3 separate regions of the Mus musculus genome follow, and regions 2 and 3 are each linked to region 1. The links are chromatin loops, found by intact Hi-C in ENCODE. Cell type or tissue: left cerebral cortex. All regions are shown on one strand. Region 1 holds the start of 5730405O15Rik (RIKEN cDNA 5730405O15 gene). Region 2 has its middle 14 kb from the start of AA414768. Region 3 holds the start of AA414768 (expressed sequence AA414768).

Region 1 (8,000 bases):
GCAGGGATATATCTTTTCAAAATTTTTTTAAAGACAAAAAAAAATGAAATAAAATAAAATAAAAAACCAACCAAGAACCTGATTTTCTAAAATGTCTTCCTATTGACCTATTCATTTATGGATTCCCATTCAGTTGAAAAGGCCTACCAAGCCCGCACACATCCTTTCATGGTTGTGATGACGTATGAAAAAAAATACTGTTAGGCCCTGGGCTTCTAGAAAAATGGAGTAAAATGCACTTTCCCCAGTACCACTAAGAACACCCAAAATGCCTAATTTCGATATAAAATAAGGTGGAGGTGAAAAGCAGAGCTATTGAGGGCTACCGGACCTGATGAACACATGACCGTGGGTTTCCATACCTTCCAAACTGGTTTTGGAGAAGCCAGCACCCCAGAAAGAGCAGGCACAGAGAGAGAAATGAAAAACAAAATAAACAAAAATCCCACCCTGCAAGAAAAGTCTGATTTTTCTATCTAGACAGAAAACTTCTGCACAATGACAGCTCCATTTCAGCCAAACACTACAAGGGGGTAAAAAAATCTCAAAAGTCTGTGTGGCCCCACCCTTAAGCAGGAAAAGCTCGAGCCTTCTAACAGTAAAGAGACATTCCCACACACCCCTTGCCTCAGGGAGATAGCAGGGAAGGCAGGAGTCCCAGCGCTGTGGCCTGCGGGGAGGCTAGGGCGCCTCCCATTCCTTGGCTCTGCTGAAACAGCCCGGACTTTCCCCTCCTCCAAGAAGATCCGAGGCGTCCCGCCCCCTCCGCCGACGTCACCCAGCCAGGGGTCTGAACTTTCACCCCCCTTGCAGCGCTGACGAGTTCCTAGCTACCGCCAGATTACTGGAGGCAATGTGGAGGCGCCACAGAGCGCAAGGCGACTGGCGGTTAGCGGCCTAGAATGGAGCCAGCATCCTGTCCCACCCCGCCCTGCCCCGCCAGCCCCGCCCCGCCAGGCAGTCACACGTAGTCCAGGAGCGCAGGCGCAGGTGCGAGCGTGCGCGTGCGCACACGTCAGCAAACGCGGCTCTCGGAATCTGGAACTTAACCCTTCCTTGCCTGTAGCTGGTTAGTTTGAGCTGCGTAGGAGAGACTTGCTGAAACATAGTATTTAACTAATATAACGTCAGTTTTTGAAACATACTCTCCATACTGAGAATCGGGGAATTCTCAGCTTGAGTGGGAAACGACAATTCACTAAGGTGACAGGATTGTTAGAATCAACTGGCAAGGATTTAAAAACAGCTGTCATTTGTAGCCCTTTTTTGTAAGCATGTTTGTTTGAAACAAATGGGGAGGAAAGTCTCAAAACTCAAAATTTTTTGAACTGAAAATTACAATAGCTTACAGGCAAAAAAAAAAATTAGACTCAATAGCAGAATCTAAAAGTCTAGGGGGAAAATCAGAATTGATCCGATTAGAATAGAATTTACTCTATTTAAGCAAGGAAAGAAAGTAGACTGGAAAAAAAGAATAGCCCTTCAGGGACATGGAAGATAATATATTAAAAATCTAAGTTTTTGATCATAAGAGTTTCAAGAGAGAAAGATGAAATTAAAGTAGTAATCAAAGAATGAATGCCTAAAATGTTCTGAAATTTGCCCAAAAGGCATAAACATATAGATGCAGAATATGTGTGTCTGTTGTTTTTTGGGACATAGTTTTTCTGTAGCTCTGGCTGTCCTGGAACTCGCTCTTGTTTGTAGACCAGGCTGGCCTCGAACTCACAGAAATCCAGCCTGCCTCCGCCTCAAGTGCGGGGATTGAACATATTCACCACCACTGTAGGGCAAACCTGAGAAATTTTTAAGCAGGATAAACAACAACAAAAACCTGTGGTTTATCAGAGCCAAGCTTCTGAAAGTTAATAGAAACTAACCTAAGCACCCAGAGGAAAACATGTTCTCTAAAGAGAAAAAATAGGAGAAAGCAAAAACAGTGGAAGAAAACTGCCATGTTTCTCAAGTGCTGAAGAGAAATTTAGTCAGGCATGGTGGGTCTCATATGCCACACTTAACAGTCTGAGAGAGGAGGGACCCTGGGTTTGATTTCCCAGCGTAGCAAATAAGAACCATGATAATCTTGATAAACATAAATGACAGAGAAGTCTTGGCTATCAGGAAGGAAGGAAGAATGACAGAGTAAAAGGGAAGATAAATACAGTAGACAATGTTTCCTCATCTTGGCCTTTTAAAATCATGTTTAACAGTTAAAGCAATAGTTACAGCACAGGCTTTTGTAGTTCTTAATGTATGGAGGAAATCATTAACATAATTACATTATAAATGGGAGAGTGTTAAGTTACTAAAAGAGGTAAGATTTCTACACTTTATTCAAACCGTTAAAATGGAGACTCCAATAGACAAACCTGTGTATGGATAATGGAATGCTTAGACATTGAAAGTACCAGGCACCCAGGACCAGGAATGGGAGTGGGAGGATTGGAGAGCAGGGGGAAGGGGGAGGGGATGGGGACTTTCAGAGGGGAAACTAGGAAAGGGGATAACATTTGAAATGCAAATAAAGAAAATATCTAATTAAAAAAAGGCACCAGGCAAAGACATACGCAGCAGGACATAATGACATGAATCTGTAGTCGCAGCTACTCAAAGCTGCAGCAGGAGAATGACTTGAGCCTGAGAGTTTAGGAGAAATGTCCATTTCTTGAGAGATGGGGAGGGGGAGGTAGAGAGGGAGGCAGGAAAGGAGAGATAAACAGGGAGAGCAAGAATGAGAATAAGAACAAGAAAAACATTCTTGGAATTGTGCTATATCTCTGTAATCCCACAACTCAGGAAGTAGAGGCAGAAGGCTCAGGCACTCAAGGTCATCCTGGGCTACTTTAGGAGTTTAAGGCCAACCTGGGCTACATGAAACCCTATCTGAAACAAAAGAATAAACAAACAAAATATCAAAATATATACAAGGAACGCTATAGCTGAAATAAGCAGGAAATTACAAAATATCTACAAGAAACACAGGAGGAAGGCAGGTGAAGGAGCAAATGAGAGGGTGATGGAGGTGAGGGGGTCAGAGGTAACCCTTTTGTCACCTAGAACACAGTTGATCCTATGCTTTGGGGTGCACTGGAAATGTGGAAAGGAAGAAGAACCCACCAGGCTCTTCCACAGAGCTGTGCATTGGCTAATTGATTCCCAGCAGGGCTGTTTACACTAGGACTCAAGGAAGGCTCTTCTTCAATCCTCCACCACACCAGAAGGGGCTCTCTGCCAAGGCGAGGCTCATCTGACTTCAGCACCGTAAGGGATCCCTGCTGGGGCAGCATGGCATTTCTGTTTTCTGATTACAAAAGCCCAAAGTACCACTGTGTGTGTGTGTGACCTACAGTGCTGGTGAAATGGAATGAAATGGCTTTGAAAAGAGCCTGATACAACTTTGGCAAGAGCTAGAGGCAAACTCAATACATTTGGAGCTCTGCCCTGTTCCAAGTCAGGCACTCTTGGCAAACTCTCCCTTCTAGATATAAAGACCCATTTTAGCAGGCATCTTCGCTCTTTGAGCCACTCAGAAGAAAATGTGAACTGAGCCCTGGAAGCGATCAACTACTGCCCGTTCATGCTATGCCATTTAGGACAGGACAGGCTATCTGGATCCTTCCTGCTAGGAGATGAGCCCCAAATCTGGTGGAAGAGCACCTGCTATGACCTATTGGCCCTATGTTTCTGTCTCCTCCAAACCTTGATCTCCCAGAAGAAAACCCCTAAAGGCTTTCCATATAGTTATTTGTAATTTTTATACTTTTGAAAACAGGGAGCTGGCGAGATGGCTCAGCAGGCAAGAACACTGACTGCTCTTCCAAAGGTCCTGAATTCAAATCCCAGGACCACATGGTGGCTCACAACCATCTGTAATGAGATCTGATGCCCTCTTCTGGTGTGTCTGAAGACAGCTACAGTGTACTTATGTATAATAATAAATAAATATTTTTTTAAAAAATGGAAAGGAGGGGCTGGAGAGATGGCTCAGTGGGTAAGAGCACCCAACTGCTCTTCCGAAGGTCCTGAGTTCAAATCCCAGCAACCACATGGTGGCTCACAACCATCCTTAATGAGATCTGACTCCCTCTTCTGGAGTGTCTGAAGACAGCTACAGTGTACTTACATATAATAAAAATAAAATAAATTAAAAAAAAAGAAGATTTAAAAAAAAAATGGAAAGGAAAGCGAAAGAAAAAGAAAACAGGAAAAATAAGATGGCTTAGCAAGAAAAGGCACTTGCTGCCAAGTCAGAAAACCTGAATTGGATCCCACAAACCCACATGGTGGAAGGAGACTCCCACAAGTTATCCTCTGACTTCCACATTCATACCATGGTGTGTGTGCCCTCACCCAAAAATAAATCTAAAAAAGTTTTTTTTTTAAAAACAAGAAAAATGACCAGGCATTCATTGGTTGTACACACCTTTAATCCCAGCACTCAGGAGGCAGAGGCAGGCAGATTTCTGAGTTCGAGGCCAGCCTGGTCTACAAAGTGAGTTCCAGGACAGCCAGGGCTATAATAAATAAATTAAAAAAATAAAAGGTGGCCAGTACAAGACAAGCCATTCATTATTCCAAATGCCATTTTAATTAGTTTGACACCAAAGCATCTTAATACCTCCAATAGTGGCACTATTACCATCAAATATTAAAATCAGTTTCAGAAAAAAAATTTCGTGTGTGTGTAATGCCTCACATCTGTAACCCAAAACTCAATAGGCAGAGGCAGGAGGATCACTACAAATTAGAGGCCAGCCTGATCTATATAGGGAGTTTCAGACCAGCAATGGTTATATAAAGAGGTAGAGACAGTCTCAAAACAAGACTAAACCAATACAAAAGACTAATGCAGCCACCTCATTTTAAAGACATAATATAGAAATGACCAAACATAGCAGATTCATGGGAAATTGATATTTTTGCAATATAAAGTTTTCCAGTCCATGTTTCCCCACTCCTTGTCAACTTTTTAACATACATGAGTTTCCACACAGATGTTCCTCAGTTCCCCATACTCCTGGAGTATGGCTAATCATATTTTCTTGCCTCATCAGCTGGCTAGGAACTACATTCCAGTGCTCATGAGCTTCTCTGATTTTGTTTTCAAAGCTTTTGATGTTTTCTCTACCATTCTTGTGTCATCTAAGGGAAGCCCATCTCTCAATTGGAGCTTTCAAATGATTTTTCTAATCATGAATGGGTGTATCATATCCTTTAAATGAATTTTATGAAAGTCATCTTTTAAGGCCATTCTGTATTGTGAATGTAGTGAATATCCTTTATTTTCAAATTGTTTAGCAGTCCCGCGTTTCTGAAATAAACATATCCTTTCATATAAAAATACAAGGCAGTCTTTGCCAGCTCTTTCCAGACTGTGTTGTGATGACTCATGGTAGCAACCCACTAGAGCTTTGCATAGTTTTGATATTATGTGCTGGAATTTTGTGACAAATGCCTTCTCAAAGAGCTAGTGATCTGAATCAGAAAAATCTTAAAAATCATAAGGTTGCTTGTTGCGTAAGGGCAGGTATGTCTGTCTGTTCAATTTAAGATCAGATCCACAATTTTCCAGCCTTTTCTTATGGATATAGTTACAATTACTTTTTCTCACGCATTGATACACACACATAACAAAGCACACACACACATGTATAATCTCCATCATCTATATGATATGTCCTCCTTTATTCTCAATAGCAATTGTGTTTCTCTTCTTTACTTTTCTCCTTGATCAGTCTACCTAGAGGGTTATCCATTTTATGAATAGTTTCAAAGAGCCAGCATTAGGTTTATTGATCTTTGTATTATTTGTCCATATTCTATTGTTTATTATTGTGTATATATGATGTGTGGGGAGCGCACACATGCCTTGGAGCATGTGTGGAAGATAACTGTGTGGAGTCAGCTCCCTCCTTCCACCGTCACATGGGCTTCAGGGACTGAATTCAGGGCATCAGGCTTGTGCCATTGCCCCACTGAACCATCAGCCCCCATTTTCTATTTAGTTGCTTTCAGTTGGCAACTTCACTCCAGGTTTAATATGTTCTTATTCTAGCTTTTTATTTATTTTTTTTTTGAGATTATAATATAATTAATCCTTCTCCTCTTCCCTTTCCTCCTTTCAACTCCACCCTCCCATTGCTGCTCTCTTTCAAATTCATGTCCTTCTTTTCTTTAATTGTTGGTAATGTGCCCTGCAGTGGTGGCGCACGCCTTTAACCCCAGCACTTGGGAGGCAGAGGCAGGCGGATTTCTGAGTTGGAGGCCAGCCTGGTCTACAGAGTGAGTTCCAGGACAGCCAGGGCTACACAGAGGAAACCCTGTCTCGTGTGTGTGTGTGTGTGTGTATGTGTGTGTGTGTGTGTGTGTGTGTATGTGTGTAGTAGCTCAGTCTGTATAATGTTACTTATTTGTATGTATGCTTTCATGGCTGACCATTTGGTATTGAATAACCAACTGTCATGCTTTTCCTTGGGGAAGTGGGGAAGACTATTTCTCCTGTTCTCAGCATTTCTTAGTTACCTGTAGTTCTTTGTGTAGGGTTGAGGCCTTGCCCATCTGCTTTAGTTCCAGCTCCACAATTGGACTTGTGTGTATTTGTGTGTGGTATGTACTGAGTATTGGTGTGCATACCAAGTGGGCATGTGAAGAGACCAGAGGTTAAAATTAGAATTTCTTCACCAATCACTTCTTTACCTTGTTTATCCGATTTCATTGATTGATTAAAGAAAGTCTCTCACTATGTAGCCCTGGCTGGCCTAGAACATCACTATGTAAGCCAGGCTGACCTCAAACTCACAGAAGTCCTCCTGTCTCCACTGAGGCTAGAGACCTATGCCTCCTTGATTTTTGAGGCAGTGTCTCACACAAGCATGAGCTTGCTGCTTGGATGTTAGTGAGTCTTCTGGATTTGTCTCCACCCCTCATCCCTGAGGTTGCAAACTGGTTAAACCCAGCTTTGAAGGTTTTTACCTGGGTGCAAGGGATCTAAACTTAGGTCTGAGTTGGGCAACAAGCACTTTACCCACTGAGCTGTCTCCCCAACCCCACACTCCCATGTTTTTAAAGGCTATGTTTTCTAAGGAGAAAATTGTAAGAAGACACATTTCCCTCTGTTTCAGCTCATTAAAGAACTCCTTATAATAAATTTCACAGTTAGAGAAGTCTACAGTGACTTTTAGCTTTGGTCACTTTTAGTTTATATTCTTGTCTTCCCTTGCACCTTTTCAGGTTTTCTGTATCGCTGGTTTTCGGCAACTGGACCTGGCTGTGTCTTGGTGTGGCAATTCTCTCTGTGTTTTATGTTGTTATTCATTGTGCAGTTTAGATTGGTGGCTTTACGGGAGTTCCAAAATCAAATTTGGAAACTTTGTGTAATGTACAATCTATTGGTAAATTGTCACGGGGTTTGTGTGCTCACAGAGAAGCTTGTGCTGGAAGCGTCCCCCATGGCCCATTTCAGACCCAAGCGTGTTTATTTTATCTCAGTGTCCTCCAAAGCTGATTGTCTGAGCACAGGCTATCTGCTCTGTGACAGGAAGGGGAGAGAACAGCAAAACAGCCCAGGAGTAAAAACATCATGTCCTTGACAATAGCTACAAGGCAAAATGTTTCCTACAGAAGTTGTTGTTGTTTATGATAGAAAATTGCCTGCAGTGGGAAAGACAGGCCAGAAGCTCTGCCGTGGGAACCTCAGAATGGAGGGAAAGCACAGCTCAATTAGGAATGCTAAGCAACTGTCCCCGCTTCCCCAGTTGGTTTGTGATGGATGTTGTGAGCACCTGATTTGATGATGTTATCTCTATGTTGCTATTACTTCTTTCGCTTGGAAGCCTCACCCAAGGAGATACTCTACTCTGCCCAGGAATCTCTGTATCTGGAACTCTAGCTGACTGGTGCAGGTTTTGAGTACCTGGGTTGGCAATATTCTGTATCTATCAATGCATCTGTCTATCACTTGCTATTTATTCTTTTGCTTTGGCTTGCTGCTTACATAATAA
Region 2 (8,000 bases), 88 kb after region 1:
ACACACACACAGAGTGAGCCATCTCTCTAGGCTCTCTAATGCTATTATCACTGAACATGAAGGTACTGTCTATATGGAGGGAAAAAAATCACTGAACGAACAACAAACAACCTTAGAAAAACAATTGCAAAGTTTATAGTGTACAACAGGTTCTCCATATAGAAGTATACATAGTAGCACACACCTTCCATCCTAGCATTCAGAAAGCTGAGGCAGGTGAATCTCTTTGAGTTTCAGGCCACCCTAGTGTACATAGTAAGTTCCAGGCCAGCCAAAGTTACATAAGAATGGCCATCATAGGCTCATAAATTTGAATACTTGGTCACCAGGGAGTGGTATATCTAAAAAGATTAGGAATTATGACCTTATTGGAGGACGTGTCACTGAGGGTGGGTGTTGGCGTCTCATTTCAGCTGGGCAGTGTAGTACCTTTAATCCTAGCACTCTGGAAGCAATAGGCAGATCTCTGTGAGTTGAAGGCCAGCCTGGTCTACAGAGTAAATTGCAGGACAGCCAGGGCTACACAGAGAAACCCTGTCTCTGAGGCAGGTGGAGGGGGAGCCCACTCTACGTCCAGAGCTTCTCTTCTTCCTGCTACCTATGGATGAAGATGTAAAACCCTCACTCCTGTACCAGCACCATCTGTGCCTGGATGCTGCCATACTTCCCACTATGATAACGGACTAAACATCTGAACAGTAAGCCAGCCTCAGTTAAATGTCTTCCCTTTTAAGAGTTGCTGTGGTCATGGGTATCTCTTCACAGTAATAGAACAGTGGCTTAAGACAATTATATAGTAAAACTCCATCTCAAAACAAACAAACAAACAAACAAGAACAACAACAAAAACCCTTTTGGTCTTGAAATCCCACTTCTAGGAATTTTTTAAAAAGAAATAATTAGTTATGTCTATTTAGATATGTGTCCAGTGCAAGACTGACACAGAAAGCTGGAAGGAGAATCAATTTGATCTCCAAGAACAAGAAATCAAACTAAACTAACTGTAGTACACGGGGTCAATGTGTTCCTTTGTGACTGTTGGAATAATAAGGTAGAGTTACAGTTGCTGACATGGAAAGGTGTCAACATGGGCAACAGTGAGTTGAATGTGACACTTGGGTTATGTTTGCCAGCAGGGTGATTCCAATTCACCTCAGTGTGTATTTCTTCCCATAAAGTAGTGGCAGGAGTGTGTGAGGTCTAGATATGTTAATGAGTCTGATTTGCTTCTTCCACAATATATATACATGCCTCCTAAAGTTACATTAAGTTCCATAAAAACATGTGAATGTTATTTGTCAATGAAAAAGTAACTGAGCAGGGCCTATGAGATGACTCAGCAACCAAGGGCTCTTGCCTCTAGGCCTCAGCACATGAATTAAGTACCTAGAATCCACACGGTAGAAGAAAGGAACCAACTCCCATGGGTTCCCCTCTGGCTTCTCAACTTGTGCCACAGTCTGCATTCCACCACCCCCCAACAAATAAATAAGTAAATAAATAAATAAATGTTAAGATTTTAAAAATAAAATCAGGGAGATGAAGAGATGACTCGGGAGTTAAGAAGAATGTATACTATGTATACTGTTCTTGCAGAAGACCCAAGTTCAGTTCTCAGCACCCACATCAGGGGGGTTCATGCTCCAGGGAATTCCAGCTCCAGGGGTGTCTAATGCCTCTGACCTCTGAGGGCACCTGTCATGTGTTCATCCCCACATGCATATGCATAATTTAAAATAAATCTAAAACACATTAAAAAGTATTCAGCAACATATTCTGAGTGGATATTTCTACATCTCTAGATGATAGGATTATGGTAGAGTTTAAAATTAACTTTGAGTTACTTTTTAGTATGTCTAAGAAGAAGTAAATATGAATTACTTGTATATTTTTATTGGGATAAATAGAATCACTGGTGTCTTCTCTCGGTTTTTAAATGGTATTTTCTCTTCATTTGTTTGAGATAGGATCTCATGCTGTAGCCCAGGCTAGCTTCAGCCTCAGGATTCTCAAACCTCAGTCTCTTGAGTGCTGGAACTCTAGGAACATGTTGCCAAGTCTGGCTATTTTCTTACCTTTCTTTTCTTTTTTGACCTGGAACCCATTTTGTAGACTAGGCTGGACTCACACAGATCCACTTGCCATGTTACATTCCGTACATGCATTGGTAGCTAACTAAGCGGCAGCGCAAAAGCGCAAAGCATGGCTGGTCAGCCTTCCTGTGGGCCCCACACACCAGACCCCTCTCTGATTACTCGGAAGTTGAGAATCTTTATTTGCTCAGGGTTCTTGGGAGCCCCGGAGCGCTAGAAGGTTTTCATAGCACTTGTCCAGAAACTGTCCGTTTGGCTCACAGCTCATATGAAAATATTTGAGAAGTCTGAATGCTCATTAAAGGGGAGATTTCAATATTTTGTGCTATGGATTCTAAGGGTTCAAATGCAAATTGCCATGGGAGAGTTCCAGCGTCTTTCTTTTCTCGAACCCACAATCTTTGTGTCTATAGAATCTCCAAGTGAAGGGCTGGAGAGATGGCTCAGCGGTTACTTCCGAAGGTCCTGAGTTCAAGTCCCAGCAACCACATGGTGGCTCACAACCATCTGTAATGAGATCTGATGCCATCTTCTGGGGTGTCTGAAGACAGCTGCAGTGTACTTACATATAATAAATAAACAATGGGGGCTGGAGAGATGGCTCAGCGGTTAAGAGCACTGACTGTCCTTCTGAAGGTACTGAGTTCAAATCCCAGCAACCACATGGTGGCTCACAACCATCCATAAGAGATCTGACACCCTCTCCTGGTATGTCTGAAGACAGCTACAGTATACTTAGATATAATAATAAATAAATCTTAAAAAAAATAAACAAATCTTTAAAACAAAAAATCTCCAAGTGATTTGGACTCTGAGCGGCATGAAGCAATGATAATTTTACTGTGCATGATGGTTTCCATGGGCCAAGGTCAAACAGGGACCCTTAGAGACATCTTATTTCAACTTCACAATGCCTGGGCTTCCCTGGGACAAACTAGCAGGCAGGAGCTGGAACCATCAGAAGGGCTCAGTCACCCACACAGCTGGTGGTTGATGCTGGCTGGCAGCCAGCCCTCCTACATGTCCCTGTGGCCTTCTCATGTGGCCCAGGCAGAGCGGGGGCTGAGTCCAAGAACAAGTATTCTGGGAGAGATCCCAGAAGAATCTGTCTCCTGACCTAGCCTTGGAAGAAGTGAGCATCATTTTACTGTACGCACGGACAGGAGGCCTTGGAAGCCTCTGCCCAAATTCCAGAGAAGGAAACAGAGACCCCAGTCTATGGTAAAAGGGGGTCCATACCACATAGAAAGAACACATACATTGGTGCAGCCATACACTGTCCAAATTTATATAGGTGCTCAGTAAACATCCTCCCTTCCTCCCTTCCTCTCTCCTGCTCGAGCGCTCTCTCTCTCTCTCTCTCTCTCTCTCTCTCTCTCTCTGTGTGTGTGTGTGTGTGTGTCTCCCTCCCTCTTCCTCCTCCACTCACCTCTCACTTTCTTCCTCCCTCCCTCCCTCTCCCTCCCTCCTTTCCTCCACCCCCCCACCCCCGATGGACATTTTCAGTCCAGGCTGTGAATGACCTTAATCTCCTGATCTTTCTGCCTCTCTCTCCTGAGTGCTAAGATTACGAATATAATGAGTCACCATGTTCAGTTTCCCCCCTTAATATCTTGAATCCGTATTTTTTTTCCAATTAGTTTTTATATATCGATATTGTATGTGTACACACAATGTGTGGTGTGGTGTGGTGTGGTGTGTGTGTGTGTGTGTGTGTGTGTGTGTGTGTGTGTGTGTGTAGGTCAGGGGTCAGTTTTCTTCCTTTCACCCTGAGTTCTGGGTAATTAACAGCAAGTAGTCAGACTTACCAGCAAGCACCTTTACCCTCTCATTGAGCCATCTAGCCAGCCCTTAATTCTATATTGTTTTGAGGGGAAGGTGGGGTAGTGGATATAGCTCAGTGGTAGAGTATTTGCCAAACACGTGTGAGGCCTGGGATTTTATCCCTAACGCAAAAATAAGTAAATTATCTCCAAGGGTTTTCTTTTCTCTCTGCCTTCCCTTCTGATTTGTCTCCTTCCCCTCCCTTCCTTCCTCCCTTTCTCCCTAACCTTCATCTGTCCTTCCTTTCAGTTATTATAAAAACAGCATAACCATCAGTGAGGTATTGTTTCACGATGAGAAGGCTTGCCAACAGCGTGGCTCTGACAGTCTGCCTGGTGTCTCTCTAAATCATTTTATTTTTGATGTTTACATTTTATATTCCCATGTAACCATATCTTTTATGCTCTGGAGACAAGAAGGCTGTCTTTTCAAACAACCTTCGTTACAGCTTCCCCAATTATTTCCAAGGAAGAGTGTATGACATTAAAAGCATGAGAACTGAGTTACTAGTCCTGCTCAGAGCTTCATGTGTGCTAGGCACTGTGCCAAGCAGACCCTTACAAAGCATTAACCTGCTCACTCTCCATAACCTTGTTCCCAAAATATAAAGGAGGAAACGAAGGTACGGAGATTTTCCCAGTCAAGGCGCTATCACACAGAAGAGCCAAGTATCCAACTCTAGTCATATGCCTTCCAAATGTGTATTTTTCATTTCTTTGTTGCTGTTGTTTTATTTGTTGTTTATTGGAATAGGACTTTACTATAGCCAGGTTGATCCTCCCGCCTTGGCCTCCTGAATGCTGGGATTACTTACATGTGCCACATTCCCAGGACATCTATTAGCTGCAATCGTATCCATCCCAACTGTATATTGTCAGTCACTGCAGCCTATGTCCTCTCTACCACTCACTGCTCCGTTGGCCTTTTAGTACCTTGAGCAAAAAGGACCATGCAGCCCCCAGAGGGTCTCAGATGACCAAAATAATGGCGTGCCTGGGAAAGGCCTGGGAGGGCAGACAGTGTAGCAGCTCCTATCTTGCCCCTGCCCTCCTCGTTCTTGTCCTACCCAGCTGACAAGGAGCAGCTCCCATCCTCAAGCTCATCTGTCCTCCCTTTTTGTGCCTGTCCCCATCCAAAAGGGGTTGGGAGGACTGAAGAGAGTTGGCTAGACCCAGGGTGGTGAAATGTTCAAGAGTCCCAAAGCACTTTGTTGCTGCCTTATGGTATTTTTCTCTTGGAACACCAGTAATGCACTTTGGAACTCCTCACTTAGGACAATTTGGAGAGACTGAGCAATTTTAAGTGACTTCCCCATATGGCACCGTCAAAAGACTTTTGAGATCCAAACAAAATTCTCTGCAAAGAAATATCCTACAAACAAACCCCTCAAAGTGATCCGGCTCCCCAACTTGATATGCTAGCAGCTTAATCACTTTGCACATCTTTTCTTTTTAAAAATGATTTATTCTTATTGTATGTGCATTGTTGCTTTGCTTACACATATGTCTGTGTGAGGGCATCAGATCCCTTGGAACTGGAGTTGCCACATGGGTGCTGGAAATTGAATCCAGGTTCTCTGGAAGAGCAGCCAGTGCTGTAACCACTGAGCCATCTCTCCAGCCGCGAGCTGGGGTATCTTAATAAATGTGGTTGCACTTGAACAAAATCCTTCTGAGGAGGCTGTGTGAGGCAGTGAGCACCTCATCAGAAGTCTTGCTCCAAATGTGCAGTGACACAGCCGAAATTCTGCAACTAATGTGCAGAAATAGTTCAAAGAAAGTATTGAAGAGGTTCATCTGATCCTTCCACAGTGTTTCCCAAAAGAAAGTTTTTCAAGACAGACAACCTGGGTGGGAGCTCCACTGGCCAAAAACACCACATATTCAAAGTAATAAATGAAGCATTTGTTATTTCAATAGTGAATGATATAGCACAGGTCCCTGAGGTAGACTTTTTGAAAGCCAGAGAGAAAGGAAAGAGAAAAGACTTCTTAAAGTATGCAGTTTGGGTCGGGACATTTGCCAGGAAAAGCTGGGTAATGAAGGATTAAAATGAAAACAAAATTGGAAAGGAAGCAAGGGTAAGGAAAGGGCCATGGGGATAACGAGCTGTAGAAATGAGTGTGCAAGAGAAGAGACCTGAGTCCCATTGTGAGAGGTGCGGTGGGGAAAGCAAGCCAAGTTCAAACTCAGGAAGAAAGAAAACCCGGCAGAGGCAGCAAATACAAGAGCCTAGGGGAAAAGATGAATAAGGAACTAGAAGAGAAAGAGAAAAAGGAAGTGATTTTAACAGGAAATGGACCAAAATAGACATGGACTGTGTCATTTGAAGGGGAACAGGGAAATCAAGGGGAGGGGAGTTTTTCTGTTCAAAGTAGAGGCTATTCAAAGTGCTCTCGAATCCTCTCTCAGTGAATTTCAGAGGCCAAGAGCGTGGGATGGAGAAGGAAAAGCTGGCTAGGTGGTTTGGGTGGGGCCCTGATCACAGCTCAGGATGTAGTAGGTCTGATTGGTTTGGTGGCTTGGTCTGATCAGTCTCTCTCTCAATCTTCTACTCACCCCTTCCTTCCTTCCTTCCTTCCTTCCTTCCTTCCTTCCTTCCTTCCTTCCTCCCTCCCTCCCTCCCTCCCCCTCCCTCCCTGCCCTCCCTCCCTCCCTCCCTCCCTCCCTCCCTCCCTCCCTCCCTCCCTCCCTCCCTCCCTCCTGCCCTTCCTTCTTTCCTTCCTCCCTACCCCAAAGGCTTGTGGTAGGAGTAGAACAAGGGAACAGTCGGGGCTATGCATTCAGGGCCAGAGAGATGGTTCAGGGAGCAAAGGCACTTACTGCCAAGCCTTAGCCCTCCACTCACTTGGTGGAAAGAGAGAACCAACTCTGTGAGCTTCTGACTTCTGCCTGAGCACCATAGCATTCACACACGCACACACACGCACACACACACACACACACAAAGCTTGCAAACACACACTAAACAAACAAACAATAAACAAATACATGTAAACAATAATCGAAAAGAACACATTGAGAAGGAAGGATGGAGGCCCTGGCTCATGACAACTTCTGAGCTGCAAACATCACAGCAGGGCCCATCCCTTGCCTTGAAGGTCTTGTCCCTCTACTTCAAGTACCAGGTGATGCCCATTTATCTGTGATTCAGACGTTCTATGCTTTAGGACATACACACTGCATTTGGGTGGAATATTTCTCCACATGCTGGGACTCAGAACTGAGATTCTTGCAGCTTATGGTATCTCAATCTAGAAAATTTTGTCTCTGTAGCTGGAGTCACAGTTCTGCACATTGTTAGCCACACTTCTACTTTTGACTCTCTCTCTTGCTCTTATACTTGCTTCAGATACTTAAGAGTCTGCCTTGACAACCCATCTACTTCTGAACGTTTTCTGTGGCTCTGGATCTTGCCTTAGTATTGCCAAGAGCATTCTACAGACAAGTAACTGTTACCCGTTGCCTATTGTCCCCTGGGTGTCTAAGCACTGTCTATGCCTGGACTTGTAGCAGATGTACAAGTGCCCTTAGGGACACTATGTTCACTTCTGTCTGTCTGTTGGTCTGTCTGTCTGTCTATCTATCTGTCTGTCTCTCTCTGTCTCTCTCTGTTTCTCTCTCTCTCTCTCTCTCTCTCTCTCTGTGTGTGTGTGTGTGTGTGTATGTATGTGTATGTATGTATGAATATACATTGGCATGTGTGGAGGCCAGAGATTGTTGTCAGGTATCTTCCTTAATTTCTCTCCACCTTAGTTTTTGACAGGGCCTCTCACTGAACCTGTGGCTCTCAGTTTTCACGAGACTGGCCAGCCAGTGAGTCTCCCAAGATTGCCCCCACACACACACCGCAACGTGGGTGGGTACATGAGATCCAAACTCAAGATTTTGTGCTTACTTGGCAGGCACTTTACCTACTGAGCCAACTCTCCGTCTCCACAGCTCTGATCTTTCTAATCACAGCTGTCAGCTATACTGGACTGCTCTTAACCCAGAAGCTGGGTTTGTGGCCCCACACCCCTGCAGGTGTGCCCACCTCCACAGCATCTGCCTCATTCCAGAGGTGTCAGCTGCAGCTCAAGTG
Region 3 (8,000 bases), 100 kb after region 1:
GCAGAGGCAGAGGCAGAGGCAGAGGCAGAGGCAGAGGCAGACAGATCTTTGTGAATTTGAGGCCAAGCTTGTCTAGAGAGTTCCAGACCTGCTAAGACCCTGTGTCAAAAGTGGGGGGGGGGGGGGGCAGGTAAGGATCTTTAATCCCGTATTTGGAAGCCATAAGACATGTGGATTTCCATGTGTTTGAGGCCAACCTGGCCTTCCTAGCAAGTTCCTGAAAGTACATTATCTGAGTTTTTATTCTTATTATTTAAATGTATGGTACAGTATTAATAACTATCTTTAATGGGAGGCACAGAGAAGTGGATCTTTGAGTTCAAGGCCAACTTGATCTACAGAGCAAGAGTTCCAGGACAGCCAGGGTTACATAGAGAAACCCTGTCTCTAAAAAGTCTAATAATAATAACAGCAACAACAGCTGTCTTTAAACTATTTCATTTTTATTTGTAACTGTGTGTATGCATGTGTGTCTCAGTGTGGATTTGTGAATGCAGTGCTCAGAGGTCAGAGGCACAGGGTGGCCAGCAGTTGTGGGCTGCCTGTGGTGGATGCTAGGAGCAAGCTCAAGTCCTCTGCAAGAGCAGGACAATGCTCTTAACTGCTGAGCCAGCTCTCTAGCCCCAGTCGTTTTCATGATTGTTTGTACATTCGATTCAGTTTTATAAAGCTTACCATGTACTACTCAATACATCTTCGATGACAAAGGGAACTAAAGCTATCAATGTTCAGATATCAATTAGGGTGTGGCAGAATTCGGTAGTGTGTTCAAGATTTGGCTATCGGCTCGAGGAACTTGAATGGTTAGGGAATTGTAACGCTTTAGATGATTCTGCCTTGTCACAGTTTACCAGAACTGGCCAAAATGCTGTGTAAATGTAACCAAGTGAGGGAGAATGCCAGAAAAATGAAATGGGGTGCGGGGGGGGGGTGTGGGGGTCCTGGTGGGACTGAAACCTAGGGACTTGTGAATGCTACGCACTGGTTATACCACTGAGCTACGTTCCTAGTTCCCCCTATACACATGCCCCTTTTCACTTCTAATTCTTACTCTTTTTAAAAATTATTTTTTCTTTTGTCTTGTTTACAACTTTTAATTTTGAGATGGTATCTTAACCCGGGCTGAATGGTAACAATTGCTCAGGCAGGCCTTGAACTATCAAGCCTCCTGCCTCAAGATCCTGAGTAATTGGGATTACAAATCTGGGCCACTAGGCCTGGCCCACAAATCGTGATTGCCTGCCCTTGTAACCAAAATAGAATTTTAAAAATTTGAACATATACAATAATGCACAAGAGCCATGTCTCTTGGGTATGGTTAATGTAGTTGATATGTGAATGTTAAAGCAGTTGTAGGGGAGGGGAATGGTGCCCTGGGTAAAGTGCTTGCTGCATAAGTCCCAGGACCTGCGTGTACATCTCCAGTACCCACACGAGAAGCTGGATGTCCTGGCACTTGCCTGTAATCCCAGAGCTTTGAAGTTGTAACTGGGAAGCTCTATAATCCAAGAACTGGGACTCACTGGCTAGCCAAGCCTAGACCACTGGTGATCTCCAGGTTCCATGAATGATTCTGTCTCAAAAATAACAAAGTAGAGGGGCTGGAGAGATGGCTCAGCCATTAAATGCATACTAGTCTTGCAGAAGACCCAAATTTGGTTTGATGCCTTCCAGCCCCTGAAGACATCTGCACTCGAGTGCATATACCCCACTCCACACACATTCATATACACGATTAAATCCAACCATTACCAACTTAAGGGGACACAACTGGGTGAGGTAAGAAAATGGAAAGTACACTGATTCACACCCTATAAAGTCACACCCTATAAAGGAGTTGACACATACAAAGTTCCTATTAGTTCTTTGATGCACAGTCATTCATTGTTATGACAGTAGAAAAAAAAATAGAAGTCTCCAAATTAAGTACTCGTGGAACTTAAATATGTAACTTCTGCTGAGCAATTCATAAAGTTTATCAGTCTACAACAAATTGCAGCATCCGGTTAGTAAAATGGAAAGGAAGAATGGCAGTGTTTCACAACTAACCCAAAGCTATAGACTGTGGCTCTGCTTCATAAAAAATATCGAACCAACAAGAAACAAACTCATCAGTACCTGGGACATAGAGGCAGAAGGATCCAGAGCTCCTGGCCAACCTCGGGTAACTGAAACCCTGTCTCAAAGAAGGGGCAGAGGAAGCGGAGAAAGAGTTTGCTAAGCACGACCAGTGCAAATGAGTGCTAACAAGCCTTGATTGCTTTGCCCAAGTACAGTATAACTCAGTTTCAAGAGTCCAGCCTTAGGAAATAGTTCATAGCATAAATCTGGCCATAAAAATGTTATTAATTCATGAGCAAAGTTCTTATCATTATTTAGGCAATCAAATGGCTTTACACCCTAAAAGACTGTAGTTGAGAAGACATAACCATTCAACTGGGAACGCAACTCAATGGGATAGGTCGTGTAGCACGCAGGAGGCCCTGGGTTCCATCCGCAGCATCACACAAACAACACACAGAGACCAAAAAACTCTTTTAAGCCAGGATTGGACACTGGCAAAACTTTTATTGGCACTAAATGGAACAAATGTTTGTAAATACTCATTATCCCCCCTCCCCCAATAGCCCAATAAACAAAAATTATAAAGTCACAACTGACTGGCCTACTTAACACATTTCACGGAATCAAGGAAAACAGATGATGACAAAAAAATGGACACTATGATTATTTATCAGGGAAAACCACAGTAAAGGCTCACAGTTCAGCCCAAGACCCCCACAGTAAGCAAAATGAAAAGGTTGGGACTTCTACTGGTGGTCAGTTGACAGTTTATCCACTAAAACACCAATTAGCTAATATCTTCCGCACTACTGTTACAAAGATATGCAAAGCTTGTTTGTGTCTTTAAAGCTACCTTGTTCCAAATACACCACAGTCTACTATTTACCCATCTTCCTTTGGAGGAGTGAACCAGCCCTTTTTCTCATGCATCTGCACGACGGAGTCATAGGACTGTTGGGCTGTTTCTAGATTATATTGATTCTTATCTGCTCCAAAGCGCACCCTGGCCTTGCCTTTGACTAAGGTGGCATTGATCTGCATGATGACTGATTCAATGGAGTAGGCGCTGCTCCAGCCCTGTTTGGTGAGCAGTTCCATACACAACGCCCCTCCACCCAAAACATACCCTCCAGAGAGAATAGGCAACTCGACGCGAACAAATGGAGGATCAAACGGAAAGTTATCTTTGAAAGAGAAGTTAAGCAAAATATAGTCAATGCCTTCTTTTTCATTCAAGAGCTGAAGGTCACCGTACAAGGGACTATCGGGGTCAACCTTCCTCAGTTTAACGTGCCAGTCATATAAGCTGTCGTTTATCAGTTCCACGGAATAAGTCCCCGATTTGTAGCTCTGCGATCTGTATATATCTCTGAGTTCTTTCATAAGTCTGTTTGAAGCATGCACCGAGCCAGACACGGTACCATTCAAATGCTCTTGCCTTTGGCTCTTCTTGATATTCTCTAATATTGCCAAATGCTCTTTCTCAAGCCCTTCATCCTCTGACTTTTTCTCGCTACTAGCCTCTTCTTCTTCTTCTTCTTCTCCTCCTCCTCCTCCTCCTCCTCCTCCTCCTTCTTTCAGCTCATAATGGTCCAAGTCTTCCACCCCGTCAGCTGCATCTTCACCTTCATCTTCTGAAGGCACCTCTTCGATGGTCGCCTTCTGAGCCATGGGGACCGGCTGGTCCAGCATCTCCATATCCAGGTGCTCAGGCAGGTTATATAAGCTGCAGAGTTCACAGATCAGCCACTTGAGCTGCTGACGAAGCGAACTGTTGGGCTTCGAATCTTCCAGTCGTTCCAGGATCGATGTGAGATCTGGATCGTCAGAGTCCACGAACCATATCGGCGGCGAAGATGGGTAGGACTCGGTGATGGAGCAGTGCAGGGTGAGCGGCGGCGAGGGCGGGCTGCCCGCGGGCGCCGGCGGCACCAGGAACTGACACTGCAGCTCATCCAGCTGCCAGCTCACGATGCGCAGCCGCTCGTGGTCCTGGTCGAAGATGGACGCTAGGAACTCCAGCTCGGCCTTAAGCCCCGACGACATCCTTCCTTTTGGGTCCTCTGAGACGAGTGTGGAAGCAAAGAGGCCCCGCGAGACGCCTGCTGGGCTGCCACCGCCCCTGGGGCCGCCGGGCCGGGCTCCTGCGGCTCCGCCTCTGCCCGCCTCCGCGACCCGCAGAGCGTGGCCGCCTCAGTCATAAGTCTAAGCACTGTGTCGCACAATGATCTACAGGGCCTTTTCATCTTGCATAACGGAACCTTTTGTTCTTTTTTTTTTTTAATTTTGTTTTGAAACATAGTCTTGAATAATGGGGGCTGGTCTTGAACTCTGTGTAGCCAAAGATGGCCTTGAACGCCTGAACCTCCAGCCTCTACCTCCCTCCTCACCCAGTGCTGATTTCACAGCGCCACCACACCCAGTTTATGGCCTCCTGGGAAAGGAAGCCAAGGCCACAAGCATTCTAGGCGTGCAAGCTATGGCCCCAAGCTGATTTTAAAAGAAATGTGAACTTCTGATATTTCTACCCTCACCTCCTGGATGGTGGGAACTACAGGAATGCACCACCACAGCTAGTTTGTGTAGTGCTAAAGGCTAAAGATGGAACCCAGGGCTTGGAGCATGTAGGCAAGCATTCTACAACCTGAGCTACATTCCCGGTCGGTTGTTTTCTCGATTCATTTCAACAGTCATTTTAGTTGCTTCCATATCGTGGCTATCTTGAATACTGCTACAGTGAACATGGGTCACTGATTTCAGAGCTGAAAGATGGCTCAGCAAATAAGTATCACTCGATGCTCAAGCATGAGAAGTTCAAATCTTCAGCGCTTGTATAAAAAGCGTGGCCTAGCCTAAGGCATGCCTGTAATCCCAGTGCTGTATGAGAGGCAGACTGGGAGGTTATCTTGCACATACAAAACACAGACACTGAGTTGGGGAGATAGAGAGGAGAGAGTGTGTGAGTGAGTAAGTGAGTGGGGGGGGGGGGGAGACAGACAGACAGACAGACAGAGAGTGAGGAGAAAGAGAGGAGAGAGCTCCTGCTTTTGCTTCTAATAAGCACAAGCAGGCTTGGTGGACTCAGAAGGCTTTAGGTTGTGCATAGATTTGTTTGGTTTTCAAGACATTGTTTCTCTGTGTAGCCTTGGCTGTCCTGGAACTCACACTGTAGACCAGGCTGGCCTCGAACTCAGAAATCCTCCTGCCTCTGCCTCCCAAGTGCTGGGATTAAAGGTGTGCACCACCACTGCCTGGCCTGTACATAGATTTTTTTAAAGGAAACTTCACAGCTACTTCCAGCCCAGCAAGGGCCCAATTTCTCCACATCTTTGTTATCACTAGTCATTTTTTTCTTTTATTATTTACTTATTTATTTTTATCATGCCCCCGGTGAGGTGTGACAAGATACCTCTTGGTGGTTTTCATCTGCGGTTTGCTCATAGTTTAGTGAAGATGAGCGGTTTCACAAGAGTCTCAGCACTTCTCATGAGAAATGCCTGTCGACTCCTTTGTCCATTTTATTGTTTTGGTTTGGGTTTTTTTCTGGTTTTTCGAGACAGGGTTTCTCTGTATAGCTCTGGCTGTCCTGGAACTCACTCTGTAGACCAGGCTGGCCTCGAACTCAGAAATCCGACTGCCTCTGCCTCCCAAGGGCTGGGATTAAAGGCGTGTGCCACCACTGCTCCAGCTTCTTTGTCCATTTTAAAATCAGGTTTTTGTTTTGTTTTGCTATTGAGTTGTTAATATTTTGTAATATTAACTTAAGATTTTTCATCTTTCTACTAGCTGATTTTGTGTGTCAACTTGACGCAGGCTGGAATATCACTGAGAAGGGAGCTTCAGTTGGGAAAATGCCTCCATGAGATCCAGCTGTAAGGCATTTTCTCAATTAGTGATCAAGGGGGAAAGGCCCCTTGTGGGTGGGACCATCTCTGGGCTGGTAGTCTTGGTTCTATAAGAGAGCAGGCTGAGCAAGCCAGGGGAAGCAAGCCAGTAAGGAACACCCCTCCATGGCCTCTGCATCAGCTCCTGCTTCCTGACCTGCTTGAGTTCCAGTCCTGACTTCCTTTGGTGATGAACAGCAGTATGGAAAGTGTAAGCCAAATACACCCTTTCCTCCCCAACTTACTTCTTGGTCATGATGTTTGTGCAGGAATAGAAACCCTGACTAAGACAATCTTTATTTTTCATTTCTGTGTGTGGGTATTTTGCCTGCACGTATGTATGTGTGTGAATCAAGTGAGTGCAGTACGTGTGGGGGCCAGAAGAAACTGTCAAATCCCCTAGGACTGGGTTGTGAACTGCCATGTGGATGCTGGGAATTGAACTCAGGTCCTCTTAACTGCTGAGCCATCTCTCCAGGCCAAGATATTAACCTTTTTTGTTTGGTTGGTTTTTCTTTTCTTTTCTTTTCTTTTCTTTTCTTTTCTTTTCTTTTCTTTTCTTTTCTTTTCTTTTCTTTCCTTTCCTTTCCTTTCCTTTCCTTTCCTTTTCTTTTCTTTCTTTCTTTCTTTCTTTCTTTTCCGAGACAGGGTTTCTCTGTGTAGCCCTGGCTGTCCTGGAACTCACTCTGTAGACCAGGCTGGCCTCCAGCTCAGAAATCCACCTGCCTCTGCCTCCTGAGTGCTCGGATTAAAGGCATGTGCCACCACCACCCAACCAAGATATTAATGTCAAATTGTTATGTGTTTATTTTGGGTAAGGGTCATGTGGGGAGGTCAGAACTTGGCGGTATCCTTTCAAACTCAGACTGCCAGGCTGACAGCAAATGGTTCTGCCCACTGAGCTATCTTGCCAGTCTGGAATATTTTAAAAAGTTTTTTTTTTAAATCAGCTGTAAAGTTTGAAGATTTTCTCAAATTCTACTGGCTGCTTTTTCATACGGATGACTATTCTGACCAGGAGTTTCTTAGTCTGTTGTAATTTTCCGTGTCTGATTTTGGCTTTGTTGTTTGTGTGCAAGAAATCATTTTGTTACAATTGTGTTGTAAAGATTTTCCCCCAATCTTCTATGAGTATTTACTATTTTAGAACTCGTGTCCATGCCTTTAACCTACTTTAAGTTGGCATTTGTATATGATATAAGACAAATGTCAAATTTATTCTTTTTGCCTGTTGTCCTAGCTACAGTCTCTATGACTGTGATATAACACCATGACCAACCAGGACATCTGTGAATAGCCAGTTTCCCACACAGCATTTGATGGAGTAATGATCTTTTCCTAATCATGAAATTTTGGTACCGTTATCAAGGATCACTTGACCATATATGCCCATGCATATATCTATTTCTCGGTTCCTTCTGTTCCATTCTGCATGCATGTCTTTATGCCAATACCATACACTTCTGCTCACTGTAGCTTTGTAGTAGATTTTGAAATAGAGAAGCATCTACACGTGTTCTTCTTGTTCACTGTTGCTTTTAATGTTAGCGATCCTTTACAGTTACATAGTAATTTAATACTTCCCTTTCTATCTCTAGGGGGGAAAGTCACTTGGGTCTTTGTAGAGACTGTATTGAAGCTGGATTCTGCTTTGAGCAGTGTAGATAGAGTAGCAAGATTAAGTCTCCTAGCCCATGCCTTCTGGAGGCCTTCCCATGTGATGTATTTTGAATTCCTGTCAGCCATATTGTATAGCTTTCAGTGTAGAAATCTCTTCTCTTCTTTATTAACTTAATCCTTACAGAGGTTATTCTTTTTGATGCTGCTGTAAATGAATGAACTGAACTTTTTGTTTGTTTTCTGCTCTTTGATTTGTGTGTGCATGTGGTGTTTGCAAGTGTACCTATACATTTACCTGTCAGTGCACATCAATGGTGATACCCTTCTCTATACACTCTGTGGGGTTGGGTTGGGTTTGATTTGTTTTGGTTTGTTTGTTTGTTGTTTGTTTGAGACAGGGTTTCTCTCTGTAGCCCTGGAACTCATTATATA

The links. Peaks named below come from ENCODE experiments on the same cell type or tissue, not always from the same donor. Only the 100,000 strongest peaks of a DNase experiment are listed, where the experiment ranks them.
Region 2: a loop joins it to region 1, with 2.2 times the contacts of the local background. A loop is called at or near these places in 4 of 42 quality-filtered maps.
Region 3: it touches region 1 in a loop (2.0-fold over the local background); 5 of 42 quality-filtered maps call a loop at or near these places.

The regions. Positions count from the first base shown.
Region 1 is chrX:13,034,730-13,042,729 of GRCm38, reverse strand. It overlaps 5730405O15Rik (RIKEN cDNA 5730405O15 gene), which reads right to left and starts at 715. Exons shown (of 3, transcript NR_038158.1): 1 at 621-715. In left cerebral cortex, CTCF peaks have their summits at 836 and 3,248; DNase peaks (open chromatin) are centred at 860, 3,379 and 5,380; H3K4me3 peaks cover 1,307 bases; H3K27ac peaks cover 1,167 bases.
Region 2 is chrX:12,946,535-12,954,534 of GRCm38, reverse strand. No RefSeq gene overlaps it. Among named protein-coding and RNA genes, the nearest start is that of AA414768, 14 kb to the right of the region's middle. In left cerebral cortex, no CTCF peak of the experiment used is centred here; DNase peaks (open chromatin) are centred at 3,104 and 7,768.
Region 3 is chrX:12,933,075-12,941,074 of GRCm38, reverse strand. It overlaps AA414768 (expressed sequence AA414768), which reads right to left and starts at 4,202. Exons shown (of 1, transcript NM_001272033.1): 1 at 2,534-4,202. The coding sequence starts at 4,110. The coding sequence ends at 2,947. In left cerebral cortex, no CTCF peak of the experiment used is centred here; DNase peaks (open chromatin) are centred at 3,545 and 4,016; H3K4me3 peaks cover 734 bases; H3K27ac peaks cover 528 bases.